2 separate regions of the Homo sapiens genome follow, and region 2 is linked to region 1. A link is a contact called in ENCODE Hi-C or POLR2A ChIA-PET data. All regions are on one chromosome and are shown on one strand. The core of a region is the stretch at or near the end of the contact, and the rest is flanking DNA. Distances in the headings are between cores, read along the strand shown. Region 1 overlaps HRAT17 (heart tissue-associated transcript 17). Region 2 overlaps LOC107986837.

Region 1 (7,531 bases), core at 3,188-5,687:
TTTACTACCTAACAAATTCGTATCACACAAGGAAGAAAAAAATTCTTTATAACACATAAACATAAGTTATTCGACTCTTCTATTTGCTGGGTCTTTTCCTAGTAAATAAAAAGTGGGGACTACTTTCCATATTCTCAGAGGCATCATTTTAATATGTTTTTCCTACAATATACATTTTCCTTAGACCAAGTTGTATATTGCCATGTATTATTTTAAAACCAGGATAAATCGAAGTTTTAGATTGCTTAGCTACTACTTACTGCAGGATGTTAGAGCAAATGAAAAACTGAAAATAATTCAAGAGATGATCCTTATGTTGGTAATTGAGTTGGTACAAACTACTATAATGTTAAAAGAAACAGAAAAAGCTAATTTAAGAAACGACCATTTCCTTTATGCCTTGTGAGCAGCAGGTTAAAGCTCAACGGATTTTTTTTAACATAATGGGGTACTGGGGAACCTTGTTATTAATGCCTCACTGAAAAACATTTATCCAAGGTGTAAACAATCGACAAAACTTGAAATGTCTACCTGCCAAACATCAGGGCTTCAAGGTCTTTAAGCACTTTCTGTGCAGCAGGGGGTTGTATTTATTATTTGAAAGGATGACCTGTTAATGGGATCCAGTGGTATTGGAATCTGACATATAACCTAGAGATAAAATTGGATGAATTGGATAATTTTTTGAAATGAATACCAGGGTAGGAAAAAAGATGTTTTTCAACATTATTAAATAATGCCGATATTTTTCTGTGTATCTAGGGGGATTCTCCTTGCTGTATGTTATTAATGACTCCTGAAAACAGATAATGAAATTGACTTTAAATATTGTTCATGTGGATGCTCACATCTAGAAGGGGTGTGTGGTGTGTCGTGTGTGTGTGTGTGTGTCTGTGTGTGTGTGTGTTTAAACTAGAATCTAATTTCCATCTCCTATGGGCTTTTAAAGGCTGTCTCCATAGCGATGACCAATGAGAGGAGAGGATTTAGCAGGTTTCTTTCTCAGTATATGTGGCACAGTCATCTCTTTTTATGTCCTTCTATTTGTTCCCTATATGCCATTACTGGCTGCCTCTATGGCAACAGCCAATGAGCTCTTGCACATACATCACTGCACCCTCTGTATATGCTCCTCTGTGTGTGCCCTCATGCACTCAGTGGTATCATAAAGCATCTGAGGAGTTGTACGTGCCCAGTGAGTTGGTTTTGTGCCCCTGGAACCTCCTCTTCCTTCCATGCCCTCAGGATAGCATGGATCATAATCACCTTAAAACTTGTACCTGCTTGAATTGTCCCTCCCTGTTCAGTACACATTAATCTTCTCTGACCTAGGTTCCATGGATATAATGTGTTCATTATAGAAGATGAAAGATGAAAGCTTGTTGGCTGCGTAGCTTTGGGAGAACCTCAACTTGTAAAATATGAAGTCCCGGTATGGGATAGATATTTAAGTCTAGCAGAACTTTCTTATAAAAGGATACATTCTAGTCAACATTTTGATATTTCATACTACTTCTTGGTAGGATTTAAAACACTAGATTTGCATTTTATTGTTTTATAAACAATTATCATGTAAGTGATTTTTCTGCATGTGGTATTTATTTATTTTTCCTAGGGATAAAAGCAAACATTAAACATAAAATCCGCCCTCAAGAAGCCTATTTTCGCAAACAATCATCTTCCATACCCACTTTGATGAGATAATCATCTAATGAAAACAAATTGATGGTAATCAAATTGATGGTATACATTAAAAGAGGTAAAAATTAAAGACAAAAGAAGTATTGGTAAGTAGTTCAGAAATGTGTACATTTAAAACAAAAATATGAGATTAAGAGAAAACTAACCTGGTATTTAGATGTTTTTGTTGTTTTGCTTATGTTTAACTTTTAGACTTTCTCATAGAGACATTGTAACTAAAATCCACACTTCTGTAATATTGCGCTTGTAATTTCCATTTCAAACCCTAAAGCAAAATTTAATTTAATTCAATTTGCAGTTTGGAGCACAGTGTAGACAATTTAAACTTAACTATATCTAATTATTTTCACCATTTTGTGTTTTAAAATTAACAACAAATCTTGCAATAGCATATATTCTAATATGTTCCTTTTCAATTGGTGATAAATGGCAGCAGAAATCCTTGTAAGGAAAGGATCCAAAGAAAACATTCTTGTGAGCTATATTGATTGTCACTCATTGTAAGAAAAAGCAAACACTTTGTCTTCACAAATTGGGTCCTCAGGCCTACAGGAGGATTCCTCTTGAATGGGGGTTGTTATTACTCCAAGAGACTGGGGCTAGGGATGGCATAGACAAAGGAAAGCTGAAAAACTCATATTCAAGACTAAATCTTAGAGATCAGAAGTGATTCCTTCAATGACTACTCAGAAGTCAGCTACCACAGATCAGGGAACATAGTCATAACAACATCATAAAACTGCTTAAATTTTGTAATTTCCCCATGCATTTTGGTTTTGCCATCCCCTTAAAATCAAAAGTCCTGTGTGTTTGTCTTTGGGGACAGCAAGAAAGCCTGAAGTTGCAGAGACTATCCCTCTTTGCTGCTATATTAGTGGTGAGAAGATCTTTGAGGATGAGAGAGGGGTGGAAGCACTGTGGACATTACTGAGGTTAATGTCAAACAACAAGGCCAGCACAGAAGCCAATCTGGGTTATAGGCACACTGAGTATATCTTACTAACCACACAGCATCATGACCCCCCGATGCATTCAATTGGGATGATGTTATGTGCCATTTAAATCTTTATCACTAACTCTTTATCACATGCCATGAGACTCAATCACTGAAATCTTAGTCTATTCATTTATGCAGCCAACAGACACATGAAAAAATGCTCATCATCACTGGCCATCAGAGAAATGCAAATCAAAACCACAATGAGATATCATCTCACACCAGTTAGAATGGCGATCATTAAAAAGTCAGGAAACAACAGGTGCTGGAGAGGATGTGGAGAAATAGCAACACTTTTACACTGTTGGTGGGACTGTAAACTAATTCAACCATTGTGGAAGACAGTGTGGCGATTCCTCAGGGATCTAGAACTAGAAATACCATTTGACCCAGCCATCCCATTACTGGGTATATACCCAAAGGAATATAAATCACACTGCTATAAAGACACATGCACACATATGTTTATTGTGGCACTACTCACAATAGCAAAGACTTGGAGCCAATCCAAATGTCCAACAATGATAGACTGGATTAAGAAAATGTGGCACATATACACCATAGAACACTAGCAGTTATAAAAAAGGATGAGTTCATGTCCTTTGTAGGGACGTGGAAGAAGCTGGAAACCATCATTCTCAGCAAACTATTGCAAGGACAAAAAACCAAACACCGCATGTTCTCACTCATAGGTGGGAATAGAACAATGAGAACACTTGGACACAGGAAGGGGAACATCACACACCGGGGCCTGTTGTGGGGTGGGGGGAGGGGGAGGGATAGCATTAGGAGATATACCTAATGTAAATGACGAGTTAATGGGTGCAGCACACCAACATGGCACATGTATACATATGTAACAAACCTGCACGTTGTGCACATGTACCTTAGAACTTCAAGTACAATAAAAAATATATATATATATAAAGAACTGAGTAGATCTTACAATTTTCAAAGACCCACTTGGATATACTCTTCAAATAATTTTTGAAATCTGTCATAACCAAATAAAACGTGCAAATGAAAACCAATAAAAAGAAATCTTGGTCTATTTTATGAAGAGGTTGGTTCACCCTAAACACTGTCTTCAGACATTCCATTTATTGTGAATTATTTTTCAACCCAGGCAGATTATTTTTCTGTTCCCTAGATAATGCTAAAAATAGCAGTATTATTCCATCTTAAGTAGTTGTTAAGTAATGCTTAGCAATTGAGGTTTGGAGAATTTCTGATGCTTTTTAAAAGCAACTTCATACTCCTAACCCATAGCTTTCTTTCAGCAATTGCTCACATACCTCCCAATTTTTCCTATCTGATTTTCTTTTCCTCCAACTGCAATATCAAGTTACCATTAGCACTCATTCTTTGGTTTTCTCTTTGCCAAGTGACATTACATGGTAATTGTCTAGTATCAGTTTTTCTTCCTCCACTGCCGCCTCCTTACCCCATTTTATCTGCAGGCATTAGGTTCTATTTCACTTTTATGTTGAATATTAAACTTTCAGGTAAAATTAGTGATTTTTCTAGTGTTAAAAATTGTTATTTTCTCATTGAATGGTGTTTATCATCTGTCCCCATTTAGTCCTATTTCAGTCTCTAAGTACAGTTGAACCTAAAGTTATGCAAGACCAGAAATCTTTTCAAGTTTGCACTCTCCTTGCTATAGTTATACAAACCAGTGGAAAGTAATTTTCATTAGTTAATACAATGGTAGACTAAAATTCATTTGGTTAACAGGAAATGAAGTTTCTCTGTTCCTCTTTTCCCTCCAGTTTTTACACTGATAATTTAATCTCATTGATTCTTAAGTAAATTTTTTTGTGCATTATTCTTATGAAATCATTATTCTTGTTATTATTATAAAACCTTTATGTATGTTTAGGCTGTGGGAGGTGGTGGGGAAGTCATAGGGGGTGGAGGATAGGGTGGAAGAGGGATGCTTCGACTGGTTTGTTTAGATCATTATATATAAATCAACTGTAGTACTAATACTTGCTTCAATATTTGAAGTAAAAAAGAAGAAAGGAGAAGTAAGAAAAGGTAAAAGCAACAAGGTAAAAGAAAAAAATCTTTTCTTTTTTCTTTCTTACTGGGTGCTTTTTTAGGTAGTCCACAGAATTTTTGGTATCCACCACCTTCTTTTCTGGCCTTTCTTCCTTTATGATGCCTGGAATCCTTTTCCATAGTTCCCAGAGTTGCATGCTCTCTGCTGTACCAAATCCTGTTCTGTTCAGCATTTTGGTCTCTGTTGCCAATCAGAAGGTTTCAAATGGGGCTGGGCATGGTAGCTCACGCCTGTAATCCCAGCACTTTCGGGGGCTGAGGCAGGTGGATCACCTGAGGTCAGGAGTTCAAGACCAGCCTGGCCAACATGATGAAACCCTGCCTCTACTAAAAATACAAAAAATTAGCTGGGTGTGGTGATGGGCGCCTGTAATCTCCTCCAACTCAGGCTACTCAGGAGGCTGAGGCAGGAGAATTGCTTGAACCCAGGAGGTGGAGGTTGCAGTGAGCCAAAATCACGCCACTGCACTCCAGCCTGGGCAACAAGAGTGAAACTCCATCTCAAACAAACAAACAAACAACAACAACAGAAAAAAGAAAAGAAGGTTACAAACAGTCTGACTTTTCTCTCCTCAGAGAAGCTAATTTCAGCTGGCTGTTATAAGGACATGAAATTAAACTAACATTTACTAATATGTGTATAGGGGATAGCACTTTACCCTTTCCAGAAGTATTTGCATTTTAAGAAAGATGTAAACCAAAGGATAATCTTTTTGGTAGAATTTTATGGGGTGTAACGACTGAAGTACAAATAATAATAATAATAATTCAGGAAGTATTTTACTTGGGCCAGAGCCCTGTTTGGGAATCTGGATTCACAGTCTGTTCATTCTGTCCACAACTTCCCTCACTCACTCTTTTGGATGCATGGATTGTCAAAAAATTCCATCTACCTGTACTCCTCCCTTTCTCCACCCTCCCATACCTCAACTGGCAATAGTTCTGAGTCTTGTTCATGTATGTGGAGATGTGGAAATTAAATTATGGATCATTAGTAGATATTGTTCCCCTAACTCAGAAACTGCTTGAGCTCAGAAGCAGCATTATTTGACATCTGATCAGAAGTTTCAATGCTTAATTTTTTAAATCATAAAAGTAATATGTGATAATTATAACTAATTTAAACAAAATACATGACACAAGAGAATAATCCCCCTCTTTCTCCAACTCCAAATCCATTCTGTAAAGGCAACCACTGTTATCAATTTGTGGTATATCTTTTCTGATTTTTATTCATGCTTGGCTAATTTTGGCTCTGCATAAACCTGACATTTAGCTTTTCAAGCATTCTCACGAGCTATCTTGTGAAAAAAGGTAGATCAGATTTACATCTGAGCTATGACATATAATATTTAATAAAGAAAGTAAGTGCCATAAAATGAAAGTTTCCCATAACATTATTTTAAAGAAAATCAGCTATTGAACATTATTACAATTTTATTTCATTATACCCACATCATAATTTATAATTTCCTACAAAATTTTGCTTGCAAACACAGTTCTGCTAAGTTACTAATTTATATGTTCCTGTCTTATTTGTATGCCATTTTAAGCTTGAGGCTTTTCATGTCCTTTTCTCTGCATTCTGTTTATTTGGTAATAGGTTTGAAAGATTAAAAAGTGGAATATTGGTTAGAGCATAAGACTCAAAACAAAAAAAACCCCTCAAATTTAGAAAGTTTTCTATTCATCTCTATATATTTATCAATAATTAAGGAATACTTCAGTTTCCTCATCTATAAATGGGGATTAATTTTTGGATGAGTTGTTATTTGGCATACATTTAAAAATAATCCATTGTATACTAAAATTATTTTTGTCTACCGTGAGTTTTCTTTCCTCCAGATAGAATAATTCAAGTATTTTTCATGCCAGCTTACTGTCATCTCCAGTAATTGTTAATTTGTTTCAAATACAACTAGGTAAAGATAATTTTATTTATTTATTTTTTTTTAGAATTTGCTTGAGAGCGGAGGTCAGTTTTTGTTTTTCACTTACATCACACTTTTGAGATGCTCTCCCTGTAAAAATTTCACTGGAATTATATTGATCGTTCAACTACTCTACACTTCAGATACTATTTTAAAAATCGAGGACTGGAAGAAACCAATGAAAATCAGTAATAGGAGTAGATTTTCAATGGTAATATTAAAAAATAACTGTGTGAGCTCTGGGGATGTTAGTATACTTTTAATGCGGCATGGTTTAAAGGCACAGAATGCTATTATCCAAAAACAAAATGCATAAATGAGTCAATTATCCATGCAAATTTGGCAACAATGTGTTCAACATATTATTTTATTTTAAAAGGTTAAATACACAGAATAATTTTAAAACAGAGAAAGTAAAGCCTGTTCAATTATAGCACTGTATTTTAAACCCAGAGATACATGAACTCTGCAGAAACCTGAAGAACCAGGCTCATGTGGAGACAAAGGGAACACTAAATGGAGAAAAAACACGTTTTTTTTTTTTTTTTTGAGACGGAGTCTCGTTCTGTCGCCCAGGCTAGAGTGCAGTGGCGCAATCTCCGCTCACTGCAACCTCTGCCTCCCGAGTTCATGCCATTCTCCTGCCTCAGCCTCCCAGAAAAAACACTTTCTATCATGAATCATACTTTCTTGTATAAAATCTGTACCGTACTCTAAACTCTGTGTTAGGATCTATGCCAACACACTATTTATTGCTTCTTCCTCCTCTTTCTCTCAGGACATCTTTTTTTGTAGATTGAAGGTGGGAAATGCTATGTGCTTATATCTGAGAAGATGT
Region 2 (7,531 bases), core at 1,934-4,433, 160 kb after region 1:
CTGCTGAGCTCTACTCTATAGGTCTTTATGGAAGTAACCCCACTCTGAGCACTGGGGAAGGCCTCTTTCCCATTGGGATTTGTACAGCAGCTAACTTCTCCTGCTCTGTACTTTCAGCTGGTTGAGCTACCTCTGTGTCTGCCCCAACCCTAATTCCCTGAATCCCACCCAGGATGCTGGCCCATGCTCTTCTCTCTGCCAGTGTTTGAAGTTCCTGCATGTCTCATGGTTAAGACTGCACAGTTTGGTGTGTTTATAATTCAGGTATTTTTCACTGGTGCTCATTATATGCAGCATAAGTCAAACAAACAGAATTTCTTCTCCACCTGACCTCAGAGATGAAATAAAAACTATCTTTGTGTTTAAATAAACGTTTCCTGGCCACCTTTATGCATAGACAAACTTTCCTTGGGATACTGAAAGAAGAGTATAAGAATATACATACCTATATTTGTAATTCAACATGATTTAACATTATTTTCCCCAGCTGAAGTTATACATGATTTTGTGTAAGATTTAAAATTAATCTCATGTTCAGTTTCAACTTGTTATTGTGTCTACTTTTTTTTTTAACTTGCATAGAAGAACAATTCCATGGATCATATCACCTGATTGACATCTTTCTGGTTTTGCTCTCTCTGTCTAAAATATCAGAGAACAGTAGAAATTTCTGCATGACTCAGAATGTTGAAAAGCCTTATATGATAGTAACATAGCATAAGAGCATATCCTGTGATGATTTTTCTTTTAATAATAGAGTTCTGGTTGTCAGGTTATACTAGGAAGCTTTTCAAGATGGGATGCCTTTGAAGTAACCACACAGTTCCTTCTCTCCTTTTTCTTCTATGATTACTATTTCTTTAAAATGAATAAGTAGGCAATTGATTTTATGCCCAGAACCCAACAATGAGACCCCCACAGAACAGGGATAATTGGAACACAGATATGTGAGCAGATGGGGAAAAATATCAGCAGGAAGGAAATGACCCAATGAAGTCTCAATGAGTAGAATATGGTTTACTGGAAAGTGTATAGCAGGTAGTAGGGACCCAGCAGTAGGTCTGGAGTACAGACATTACTCCCTCAGAAAACTGGGAAAGGCAGGCAGAGGTTTAGGTAAGGTAGATGAAGAGACCAATGTCCTGGAACAACAGTTTGAGATCAGGAACTCAACAGCTGAAGTTCACATAGGCTGACTGAGTTTTAGGACATTGAGCTATGGCCTAAGGCTCTGTGATCTTTTCACTAGTAACTGAGGCAAGCAATAATGAACAATAATTTAGGAGTGAAGTTGGACATAGTGAGTCTTGTCTGGTTCTCCTATGTGTATAATTTAGAAATCAGAACATTGCTATTAAACAAGAGTTAGAAACAGTTTAGGACAAAGGACTTAGACAGCAATATTCTTCCCCAGACAATACCCGCTCCACTTTTCTTCTTATTGTTGTTTTGTGATTAGTTGGAATTAGTTGGAAGGGACCTGGAAAGTCATTATAACACATTTGTAAATATCAGGTTTGGTGTGGAGTAGTATTTGACTTCTGAGGTATGGATGATGATTTGTGACCAATTAAATATCTAAACTTTCTATACTTTAGACGTTGTCAACTAGCTGTAATTTTGCCCTCCCCTTCCCTCAACCCAGGACATCTGGCAATGCCTGGAGACATTTTCGTTTGTCATGACAGGGGAAGGGGGAATGGGAGTTACTGTTACTTCATCTAGTGCAAGGGTCCCCAACTCCCAGGCCGTGGACTGGTACTGGTCTATGGCCTGTTAGGAACTGGGCCATACAGCAGGAGGTAAGCGACTGGAGAGTGAGCACTACTGCCTGAACTCCACCTCCTGCAGATCAGCAGCGACTGATTATGTACCCTATTGTGAACTGTGCATGTGAGGGATCTAGGTTGCATGCTCCTTATGAGAATCTAACTAATGTCTCATCTGAGATGAAACAGTTTCATTCTGAAACCACCCCCCACCCCTGTCCTTGGAAAAATTGTCTTCCACAAAACTGATCCTTGGTGCCAAAATGGTTGGGGACCCCGACAACTTAGGTATGTAGAGGCCGATGACGCTGCTAAATATTCTACAGTGCATAGAAGTCCTCCACATCAAAAAATTATCCAGCCCAAATGCCAATGGTTCTGAGGTTGAGAAGCCCTGCTATAAACCAAACAGACTGTCATTCATTTTGTTTTTTTTTAATCCTGGTATTCTTTGTCACTGTGGATATGTTTCTTGGGCAATTGTTATACCCCATAAATAGTCTAAACTTGTTCTGAATATAACAGAATCATCTTTCGGCACCAGTTGTCTACTCAGTCTCCACAGGTTAGCATTCTCTGACTATGGCATGTGTGTTTGGGTGCATGCAGTTCATAGTAGCAGAATAGAATGAAACTGTAGACATTCACAGACCATCTAAAAGGATTAATACATGACCTTTCCTTTCAGGGTTTTTACCATCTGAGCTACTAAATAAAATAGGTGCTTTACCCAGAGATGCAAGCTTGAAACTACAATGTGACCTAATATGTTGTTTTTAATGCAGATTAGTTTCTTCAATGCCAAGGCAACAAAAACCTGGAGTGAAATCCTATTACTCTTGCAAGCTGATGTGCATATTCTCTTCTCATACACAAACAGCTTGGAGACTTGGACCTAATTTTATGGCATCTGTGTATGCTAGGGCCACTAATAACATAGACACTGACTGGCAAGAGTTGAATGAACTTTGTTAATCTGTTAACCAGCTGGGTTCACTTAGGCCTAGTTGACTTTTTTAGAGGAATTATTCTGTAATTGGAAATTTCTATGCCCCTTACATTTTAGATGATTGAGGGACTTGGTAGGTTTATTCTGCCTTTTGATCTTTAGGTGCTTTTTATGTATCTATTATATAGAATCACAGACTTGAAAAAGACTTGAGTGAGGTCAGCAAGCTACTGCATGCAGCCAAATCTGTCTTGCCACCTGCCTGTTTTTGTAAAATAATATTTTATTAGAACACAGAAATGCTCATTCATTTACGTATTATCTGTGGGTGCTTTTACATTAAAGTGGCAGAATTGAGTAGTTGGAACAGAGATTATATGTCATGCAAAGCCTAAAATACTTATTATCTCTCCTTGAGCAGAAAAAGTTCGTTGACCCCCACCTAATCCCACTTCCTCATTTTGCAGATGAGGAAACTGACTCTTAGAGGGACTGACTAGACCAAGGTCACACCACTAACAGAAAATCGAGGTTAAAGCATGATTAACACATGTTTTGAGAAATGAGGATGATGAATATCAGACCACTGACAAGCTATGTTCTAACAGCAAAATGAAGAGAAAAAAATATATTCTATAACTTGATTTACCAAAGACGAAAAAACAAAACAAAACTGGCTTGATGGATTTACTTCTTCCCTGAATAGATCAGTTGTCTTTATGTCATGCAGATAGAGCCGAAGCAGGACTTCAGTCAAATGACATCACAATTTTATGCAGCTAGGTGGCTGTTTTCCAAAGAATAGCAGAATATTTGTTGGTCAGCCTCCTGTGTCTCAGCATTATATTCCTCAAAAGTTGAATTATTGATGGTAAGTCAGAGAAGACACTTTGGTAATTGCTGAAATCTTGACTGTATTAAGACTGACTGTCCCTGTGTTCTGCTGTGGCACCAGCTGACAGTGATGAAATCTATAGAAGTAGGGCACATTTCCATAACATGAATATTCAGGGTTGGTGATGCAAGAATTATTATTAAACCACTGGGAAGGAACACATTCTCATTATTTGATTGAATACTAAATGCTGCCTTTTAAAAATAATTCAGTATGAATACTTTGATAATGAGGAAAGAGAGATGCTTGGAAAAAAAACTCATACTTTTTTTTTCTCTGGTACGTAAGAAGGAAATTAAATTAAGTTTAAAATATATAGCATGTCTACAGGAACTATTTTGGAACCATTAGCTATATTTCATCTAAACCTGTCTTACATATATCGAAGTATAATGTAATAGAAGCCTGAATAGAGTCTGATGTAAATGATTTATATAAAAATAAATTATGTAAAGAAGTATAAATAAAGACCCCTGAAAATAAATAAAATGCCTATTACAAATAATAACTTGAAAAAAACTTTAAAAAACCCAATATTTGTTAGACGTTAGATGTGTTTGCTACAGTTCTGAGTTGGATGTGTATGCTGCATTTCTGTAAATGACACAGTTTATATATTTCAAGGACCCCTGGCACCTCTAAGAACCCTGGGTATTCCTCAAAACTGAGTGTACTTCATATATGATGACAGTTCAGACAGCTGAAGTGCCATCATATATGAAGTACATCCAGTTCCTCATAGCCAAGATGTTATGCATAGGAAATAGAAAAGAAAGGAAAATGATTTGATTCATTCATCCATCAAACATGAATCAAGCCTCTGCTACATGCCAGACAGTGCACAAGGCTCTGGTCCTGCACAAATTAAATAAACAAGGTCCTTGTCCTCTAAAAACTGATGATCTAAAGGAGGGTGCAGGCAAGTAAACAGATTTTCAACAGAAAATGGTATGTATTCTGTAATAGAGGTAAGCTCAGATGCCATTGTGGAAAATTTCTCTTCCTTTTTGCTGGTTTCTCATCGTTCCTTCTAGCTCTTCTCCCCTAATCAGTTTAGGTGGGGTTGTCCCTTAGGCCCAGATTGGGTTTGTACCCTTTTGTTTCTCTTTCTACCTCCTCCTTCCTTGAGTGTGCTAACTCCACCCTTGATTTACTAACTGGGTTGTGCTTCCTTGTCTGCCCTCCTAAAGATGGCCATCCCTTGTTAGTGCCTTGAGTTTTCACTTCCTCCTTCTCCTCATTCTCTTCTCTCTTACAAAAATGAAGCCACTGAATGCCCAGTTACTGAGGTTCATGCTTTCACTAGTAAACCAAATACATATTGTGTTAATGCATCTACTAGGTGTTCCTATTTGTTATCACAACTATGCATAGGCATCTATGTAGCAATTTTACTTTAAATGAAAAGTCTTGCATACTACAAATCTTTTATTTGAAAAGGTAGAGGGGTACAAGGCTGAAATTTCAGACATTGTCCCTGGAAGCTCCCTCTGGTTGCACTATTTAGGTAAAAAACAAATGAACAAGAGACTAGGTGAGGCAAAGTCAGTGAGAGACTGGAACAGAAGTCACAGACAATTCTTTTTAGCACAACAGCCACTCATCCCATATTTATTCTTCCCATATTTCTTAAAAGGACATCTGCTCTGTGTGGCGCATGGCAGTGGGATGTATTGGGAAGAATCTGGATTTTGGAATCATACTGTGTTCAAATCAGAGACTCAGCTGTTGCAAAAATAAAAATGCATGTGCAAACACGTAACACACTGCTTGGCTTCAGATCTGTGATCAATACATGTGTTTCTTCATTATTTTCTTTCTTTCCTTCACTAAGAGAGATAATAAACAGTAATCATTTACACATATCTGAGAAAAGAAGCTTTGGAGAGAGAGCAACGAGTGTTTCTGGAACTGACCTCCACACAGAGTAAATTCAGAAATCAGCAGATCTACATTATTTATTCAAAGAGAGAACTGCATTGTAATCACTTTCCTGGATGCATGGGGTGAATGAGTGACAGCAAATACCTCAGTCATTGTGAGATGGCAACCTGAAGTAGGTGCATCTGAGAAAAAGGGCAGAGACCTCCCCAAAGGTCAAACAGAAGCAAGGCAGCAGGCAGCATTGCAGGGGAGGCAACTGCTGGGAAAGACACAGCAAGGAAGAGCTATTATGGGATGCCTCTCTGTGAGGTAGGGAGTGACTGTATATATGTTTTGAGACATCAGATCCTCCTCACCAAAGAGCCACTCTGGAAATTCTTGTTTTGACTTCATCCTTTAAGATTTTAAAAAGCAGTACCCTGAAGCTGTTTTCTTTGTTTTACTTTGCTTTAATGACTTAACAGCATTACAACATGGGTTTAAGTGCAAGAGAGTTTAGAAAACCTTTAGAAAAATAAGTCAAGCAAAGTTCAAAAGAAAACATGAATCTTATGCTAATTTTACCTGTAGGACTCAGGGCAGAAGTGGCCAAGCTTTTTGGCAGAAGGCACTGTTGAAAGGTATTGTGTGGTTGTGGCGGAGACAGTGGGAGGATGAAGTGAATCAGAAACTGTTGTTCTGTCTGGGATGAGGGGAAAATATCTGAAACTACTCCTTCATTGAGCAGAGGGCCAAGGATAGAACCCCAAAGAACCAAACTAAACTCAATCATAGCAAAACATCCTCTTTCTTTTTGTTTCTGCTGCTACACAGAAGAGATGAGGTGGGGATGGTCCATGAAGATGAATGACTGCTTCCTAAGACACTGTGGCGAGGAGGCTGTGGAAAGATGGCAGCAGCAGACTGTGGAGAGAAGTCAATTCACTGTGAGTGGTCAGACAATACCTGAACCAAGAAGACACATGGGACAACCTCTTGGGAACAGAAAGTTCAGAAAAGGGCTAAGAAATAGGATGGAGATAGGGATACTCAATGATCTAGTCATAAGGGATCAAAATGGGAATGCAATTAGGAAGTAGAAGGCCTGAGATAGACAGCAGCCACTGGGATTGGAAGCAATTTTAGGATGATTTCCCAAAGGGTAGAGATGTTCCAACAATAGCTTGATGATAAATTTTGTATTTTTTCAGGGCAGCTTGGCACTTCCCCAGGTAATCCATTCTCAGAGTTTCTGTTCAATCAAAAACTGTAGCTTCTTTGGTTTAGGAGTTTCCTGAGCCTGTCTCAGGGCAATAACGCCTTCTGGGTTAACTGGAGACTTCGTCAGAGACAGATGGGAGCTAACTCCAAAGAGTCATCATGATAACTGCGGTTGTTCAGATTCTTTATTTCTGGGCATCACATAGAATTTAGATTGGGACTCCTTTTCTATCTAACTGAGGGATGGGAATCATAATTGCATATTTAATTTTGTCATTAGAAATGATAATAAACTCATTGCCATTATACCACATGGTTTAAAAATAATCTGTTAGAGCATTTGTTTCTTGTTGTTCAATGTAACCAACCTTATTAAAGACCTTGTATCAACAGTGTTGTTTTGTTTTGTGGCATAATTAAAATCATATTTCTGACTTGTGTAACGTATAAACACATGCAAAGTTGTCATATTTTTTTATGAATACAGTGATAGAATATATGGGACTTTTGATAACTTACTGGTTTTTAAATGACAGAATTCATTTTTTTTTTGCATCCTGAATCAGAGTTGTGATTTGCTAAGTCTGGTATTAAAAAATAACTCATTTATCCAGAGCTGGAAGAGGTCAGTGAGACAGATAAGAACATTTCCTCAGTTTACATTCCAGGAGTGTGTCTACGTGCAAAGCCTATAGAGTTGGAGGAAGCATGGGGAAGCCCAGTAAGGAGAAGATAGACTAGGAGAGGGATGAAATGGGCTGCTGTCAAAGACCAAATGCATCTGTGACTTGTATTACTGAGGAAATGCAGTATTTCAGAACTCTTTTTAAGGAG

Evidence for each region. A loop is a pair of places that touch in the nucleus more often than their neighbours do. ChIA-PET counts read pairs that join two places held with the same protein, here RNA polymerase II (POLR2A). Pooled maps may share reads with other maps.
Region 2: a loop to region 1 is called in a map of OCI-LY7, with 2.0 times the contacts of the local background. The contact joins two enhancer-like sites. A Hi-C loop is called at or near these places in 1 of 168 maps with a recorded cell type or tissue (OCI-LY7) and 1 of 50 pooled maps. POLR2A ChIA-PET finds 5 or more read pairs at or near these places in 1 of 52 experiments (OCI-LY7).

The regions. Positions count from the first base shown.
Region 1 is chr7:112,978,199-112,985,729 of GRCh38, forward strand. It overlaps HRAT17 (heart tissue-associated transcript 17), which reads right to left. Exons shown (of 6, transcript NR_110162.1): 3 at 1,848-1,966. Among named protein-coding and RNA genes, the nearest start is that of HRAT17, 14 kb to the right of the region's middle. Within about 2 kb of position 4,438, at least 3 of the 41 ENCODE cell types and tissues checked have a DNase peak (open chromatin) inside an H3K27ac peak, as active enhancers do; they include OCI-LY7, where a contact is called at or near this core.
Region 2 is chr7:113,139,353-113,146,883 of GRCh38, forward strand. It overlaps LOC107986837, which reads left to right. Exons shown (of 4, transcript XM_047421162.1): 3 at 6,311-6,423; 4 at 6,688-7,089. The coding sequence ends at 6,774. Among named protein-coding and RNA genes, the nearest start is that of SMIM30, 25 kb to the left of the region's middle. Within about 2 kb of position 3,184, at least 2 of the 41 ENCODE cell types and tissues checked have a DNase peak (open chromatin) inside an H3K27ac peak, as active enhancers do; they include OCI-LY7, where a contact is called at or near this core.